Linked DNA regions of Homo sapiens: region 2 is linked to region 1. Evidence: chromatin loops called from intact Hi-C (ENCODE). Cell type or tissue: PC-3. All regions are shown on one strand. Links, peaks and the distances in the headings refer to the core of each region. The heading gives the core; the rest is flanking DNA. Region 1 has its middle 43 kb from the start of FGF2. Region 2 overlaps FGF2 (fibroblast growth factor 2).

Evidence for each region. Hi-C counts contacts between places; a loop is a spot of excess contacts. Peaks named below come from ENCODE experiments on the same cell type or tissue, not always from the same donor. Only the 100,000 strongest peaks of a DNase experiment are listed, where the experiment ranks them.
Region 2: a loop joins it to region 1, with 1.9 times the contacts of the local background. A loop is called at or near these places in 10 of 110 quality-filtered maps.

What each region holds. Positions count from the first base shown.
Region 1 is chr4:122,782,145-122,785,064 of GRCh38, reverse strand. No RefSeq gene overlaps it. Among named protein-coding and RNA genes, the nearest start is that of FGF2, 43 kb to the left of the region's middle. RefSeq lists an enhancer at 1-749. In PC-3, for the core only: no CTCF peak of the experiment used is centred there; a DNase peak (open chromatin) is centred at 1,644; H3K4me3 peaks cover 849 bases; H3K27ac peaks cover 1,613 bases.
Region 2 is chr4:122,835,425-122,838,344 of GRCh38, reverse strand. All of the region lies in intron 1 of FGF2 (fibroblast growth factor 2), which reads right to left. Among named protein-coding and RNA genes, the nearest start is that of FGF2, 10 kb to the right of the region's middle. In PC-3, for the core only: no CTCF peak of the experiment used is centred there; a DNase peak (open chromatin) is centred at 1,104; H3K4me3 peaks cover 387 bases; H3K27ac peaks cover 1,871 bases.

The DNA of each region.
Region 1 (2,920 bases), core at 170-2,669:
CTCACTGCAACCTCCGCCTCCTGGGTTCAAGTGATGCTCGTGACTCAGCCTCCCAAGTAGCTGGGATTACAGTTGCCCACCACAATGCCCAGGTAATTTTTTGTATTTTTAGTAGAGATGGGGTTTCACCATGTTGGCCAGGCTGGTCTCGAACTCCTAACCTCAAGTGTTCCACCGCCTCGGCCTCCCAAAGTGCTGCAATTACAGGCGTGAGCCACTGCACCTGGCTGAGGTTGAGTTCTTGATTTCTCAGCTTGACTGCTATTGGTGTATAGCAATGCTACTGATTTGTATACATTGATTTTGTATCCTGAAACTTTAATAAATTCATTTATCAGTTCTAGCAGGGGTCCCACTTTTGATGACATCTGTTAAAAGAGAAAACTTTAAACAAAAAGAAAAAAAATGTAGACAAATCAAATTTAACAGAGTTTAATTCAACAAAGAACAATTTGTGAATTTGGCAGCCCCCCACATCAGAATATGTTCAGAGAGACTCCAGTGTTGCCATGTGATTGGAGAGTATTTACAGACAGAAAAAATGTGACCTACAGAAAAACAACTGGATTGGTTACATCTTGGCATTTGCCTTACTTAAAATCGGTTTGAACAGTTGGCTGCCTTTGATTTGCAGAAACTTGGTAATGGTACAAGAATAGGTTGCAGTCTCTTTACACATCCAGTTAGGTTACAGTTCATCACTTGCAGAGAAACCTTTAGGGTGAATTTAAAATATGAAAGGAGGCACCTTTAGGCTAAACTTAATTTAACATGGCATTTAAGAAATTACTTCAGCTGATTTCTAGGAGCAGGAATTTAAAGGGCTAGGTGTGGAGGAGGAAGGAGGAAATTCACCAAGTGAAGCCAGATTCTGAGTTCATATCTCTGGTTGGCTCTAAAAAGATTTTAAACTCTTCTTTTTAGCTGATCATCACACTGGCTTCAGTTGCTGAAGGGAGGTCCCATTCACAGAGTTCTCACAGCCTTCATGGTTCTCAGAGAGGTCCAGGATGAAGTGCACAGGGCTTTTTTGCATGGTCAGGCTTGCACAGTGGCCAGATTGGTTTGGTAACATGTTTACTTTAATTGTAGGTAGCAGTGCTCATGTTTATCTTCTTCTCCAGACTGAAGCTTGTGAAGATCGCTCCAATGTCTCACACAATTTTAAATGCCCCCAGCAAAGCTTAGCACGGGGCTCTATTCACAGTGAACTGCATAATTGCTGTTTCTTTTTTGCATGAGACAGATTCAATTAACAGCACTGTCACATAGCTCCAGAAGGTTGCTGTGAAGTTGGGCCCGTTTGCTAGGATAGAGGAAGGCTCATTTTACTTTTCTCATTAGCTTATTAACTCCAAAGAAATTATCAGAATTTTACACTGCCTAAACCACAGAGGCTGGCCTGAGGAGGAAGTTTCAATGGGGTGAAAAGGAGATGATAGCAGCAAGACCTGGCAGGCACACAGCAAGGCGAGGGCCCTGGGTACTGAGGGGAAAGCACGGGCAGCACTAGCTGCCTCTGTGTCACTAGTTTGGCATCCTTGGCTCTGGATCCCTGGTGGAGCTAGAGTCATTAGGATGACAATAGCTCCTATTAGTGTGGACAGGAATTTTAGGAATTTTGGCAATGGCAACAGTGAGGAATGCGCATTTGACTTTTTATGAAACCTCTATACAGAAGAACTGACCAATACAGAGTGTAAACTGGCCAGCAAGCTCTAGCACAGTGCTTTGATAAACATTTTAGTCCTTTGAGTTACAAATTTTTCTAAGGTGTGTTACATATTTTCTGCCCTTTTCTTTTCTCCTTTCCTTTCCCTTTCCCTTTCCCTTTCCTTTTTGAAACGGAGTCTCACCCTGTCACCCAGGCTGGAGTGCAATGGCGTGATCTCGGCTCACTGCAACCTCTGCTTCCCGGGTTCAAATGGTTCTCCTGCCTCAGCCTCCTGAGTAGCTGGGATTACAGGCGCCCGCCACCACGCCTGGCTAATTTTTGTATTTTTGTATGTATGTATGTATGTATGTATGTATGTATGTGTGTATTTTGAGACAGAGTTTCGCTCTTGTTGGCCGGGCTGGAGTGCAATGGCACGATCTCTGCTCACCGCAACCTCTGCCTCCTGGGTTCAAGCGATTCTCCTGCCTCAGCCTCCCAAGTAGCTGGGATTACAGGCATGTGCCACCATGCCTGGCTAATTTTTGTATTTTTAGTAGAGACAGGGTTTCTTCATGTTGGTCAGGCTGGTCTCAAACTCCCAACCTCAGGTGAGCTGCCTGTCTCAGCCTCCCAAAGTGCTGGGATTACAGGTGTGAGCCACCACGCCTGGCCCAGACTTTGGCTTTTCATTTTTACATGTTTAATACACAAACTGTGTGCTTGCTGTAGTACCTCTTCTAAGCGGAACCCCCTAGGAATGAGACACAAACCACAGACCATACTCCCTGTGTCTGTAGGCATCTGACAATTTGTTCTTGTTTTCTTTACCTTCTTTTATACATACCCTGTTTCTCAAAAGAGGTTTTTGTTTGCAAACACTAAGAAAATAAATAATTTATCATGGCCACTGATTTCTTTCCAGTAAAATGGTATTTGTAACAACTCAAATTGCCCTGAAGTATAAATTGAGATTTCTATGGAATGCATGCCATTTTATGGAATTTTACTTCCATGGCAGTTTTAATGACAGCAACAAGAACAACAAAAGAAACTCATAATCATTAAAACTGAGGAGAAAAACTACTTTTTAGAAAATGGCATCTTTAGATTCTGTTTTCTGATCTTTTTTAGCACATCAGCCTCGATTGAGGGTAAAAATTTGCAATGTTGAGTACTTTTGTTAGTTTTACTGAAAGCCAAAACCAAAAATGTTCGTTTTCAACCTAACTGAACTTCAACATAGCAGTTTATAATTCCGACATA
Region 2 (2,920 bases), core at 89-2,588, 53 kb before region 1:
AATATCAGGGTCCTAGGAACATAGTGCAGTGGTAAAGGCCAAACACCTGACCCTTCCTCTACCACAGAGCAAAGGGACTCTGCCTAGTCACCATGGCAGTCTCCCTCATTGTCTGGACAGAGCTGGACAGATCCCATGAATACTTCAGGGCTTTCATACCACCCTCCAAAAAATAATCTATGTCTCACTTTTCTCATCCTTTAACAGCTGAGGGTGTCTCTGTAATTCGTTATTTTTCAATCCAACACCTTCTGTCTATGTCTTTATACATTAGTACACTCAATTAAAACAGTTAACAAAATTATCTTCCCAATCTCACTTCAATTATACTCCCATTACTGAGTTCAGAGTAATGTAGATATATATAAATATGTAAGGAGAACTAACACTTAGAAACACATTCAAAATAGAATATTTCTCTTTTCACTTAGCTTTTTTTAAATAAATGCCTTACCCCAAAGAAGATAAGGAAATAATGTTAATAAGTCTTACATTTAAAGGTAAAATATGACTCGGAGAAAAGCTTAGATGAAAAGTTAACAGAAGAGGACCCACAATGCAAAATGCAAGATGATACCATCCCAGAATCAGAATTTCCAAAATCAAAGGGACCTTTTTCTCTTGAGTCCCCATCCAATTCAAGTAGTCATCCAGCCAGTGAGTAAATGACACCTCTCCCCAACACACAAACACACACACCCCATCTCCAAATGAGCCAACACTAGAAATAGCTATAAGACGAAAGGTCAAATGACACTTGGTAGAATAAAAAAAAAATCTAGGCAAGAAAAGTAACATAATTAATAGAAAAAGTAAGAATACATGAAGACATGCAGCAAGTATTGGATTAAAAGATATATAGCAGGCAGTAGAAAGATTATTTGCATTTCTAATTCAAAAGCAAAGTGTTTATCAAGTGATATGTTTCCAAAAGTAATTTTTTAAATGGAAGCATTATTTGACCGTTTTAATCTCTTCCATTTCCTATTGATGTAAGGCCACCTAAAAACTTATGAATTGTTTTCTATTTACAAAATGATTCAGCTTAGAAAGGAGTAGAATGAGACTGGTCATTCAGTAATTTCTCCCACCCACCCTTGCAGACATCACATCACAAAGACTGTGACTCACTTTGTCATACAATTTCTATCCTCTTAAGAGTTTTTCAGATTGTTGTGATGAATACTGGGTCATAAATCTGAATAAATTTTCAGATGAAACTATCCATGCCATTTCATCACAGCCCAAAATATTAACAATGGTACCAGACAGTCCCCAATACTAACTTTTACAATGATTCACTGGTTTTAGACCTGAGTAAGAGAGAGACACACTGACGTAAGGATTGAAGTGTCTGAATCAGGTATGAATTCCCAGGTCTGCGTTCCTTAATTAGAGTACTATAACCAGTTCTAGAACTGAGCATTAATGTTGGCTAGAAATATTAATATGTTACTTAACAGCTGAAAAGTTTCCAAAATAAAAAGTGATCCAACAAATGACTACGCTTTGCCTTTATTGCTTCCCTTGAATAATGTTAAAGGTGTTTGCAGAAAAGAACTACAGTGCTGTTGCATTCAATTTACCATTTTATATGCCTCATACTATAGTATTTATACTTATTTGAAGTTGTTGCCCATTCAACAAATATAGAGTGAACCTTTTCATGGGACTCAGACTGGTCACTCATTCAGCAATGAAGCCAAAAGGACCCTGGGATGAGTAAATTCAGCCTCAGACCCTCAGAATAGGAAAGAGTAAAGAACTACTGGGTAATGTGGTCTGGATTTTTTAAAAATAAAAATTTCTTGCCAGCTAGGAATTTCCAGTAAAACTGGGGGACATAAAATTAAAATACAACAAGCTATTAGAGAGAATTTTTAGATAGCACACAGAAAAGGAAAGATGGATACAGGATGATGTGAAAGAAATAAGGCCCAAAGCATGACTGGAAATGGGATAAGGTACGAGGACAGACAGGACATTTCAGCTTAAGGAAAACTGCCTGGTTAAAGGCTAAGATGACAAGGAAGACAGGAGACGTGAAGGGAAGGTCAGAAAGGAAGTTAAGAGACTTGGCTAATTTATTGAGTACATCTTCAATTTAACAAACATTCTTTGAGTGGCCACTGTGTGTGAGGATAGATGCAGCAAATGGGATCCAGTGCTTGCCTACAAAGAGTTCACAGTCCCAGTGCAGAAGCCAGACACATAAACCACTAACTATTACAGAAAGCATGAAGTTCTGTGTTCAGACTATGTACCAAGTATATGGGAAAACAGTAAAAACCATTAATTCTCCCTGGGAAGGTAGAGGAAAGTTTCACAAAGAAGTCTGTTGGGCTGGATCTTAAAGGATTTTTCCAGAGAAAGGTGAGGATGGGAGGAGTTGTGAGAGAGAAATTGATAAGAAAAAGAAGGATTTTTCAAAAACAAGAGTCACATGAAGAAAGGCCAATCATTGTGACAGTAATCGTTATGACACATTAAAGAGACTATAATTAAAGCACAGAGTGCTACAGCTTCAGGAAGGTATGGATGGTAAACAGTAAGAAATAAGGTAGGTCATGTTTAAGAAGGAAAGCCAGGTAGGTCTGGTTAGTGCTTAAAATTGCAGGAGAGTAGAGGTCATTAAATCAAGAGGCAGGGCAAGGAAATCACTATGGCTGGGAAACATTTTAGAGAGATATATACGAAAGAAGTAGAGAAAGGCATCAAAGACAATTCCATGGTGTCTAGCTTTGGAGACAAGAATAATAATTCACTACAAGCAGAAATTCAGGAGGAAAGGGTGCTAGTTTGAGAAAATGGTGTTAAGTTCTGTTTTATGTATGTTAAGTTGAAGCTATGGCAGTGTGTCTGCCCTCCAAGCAGTGGGAAATTGAGATGGGGAATCAAGACAGAGACAGAGACAATACAT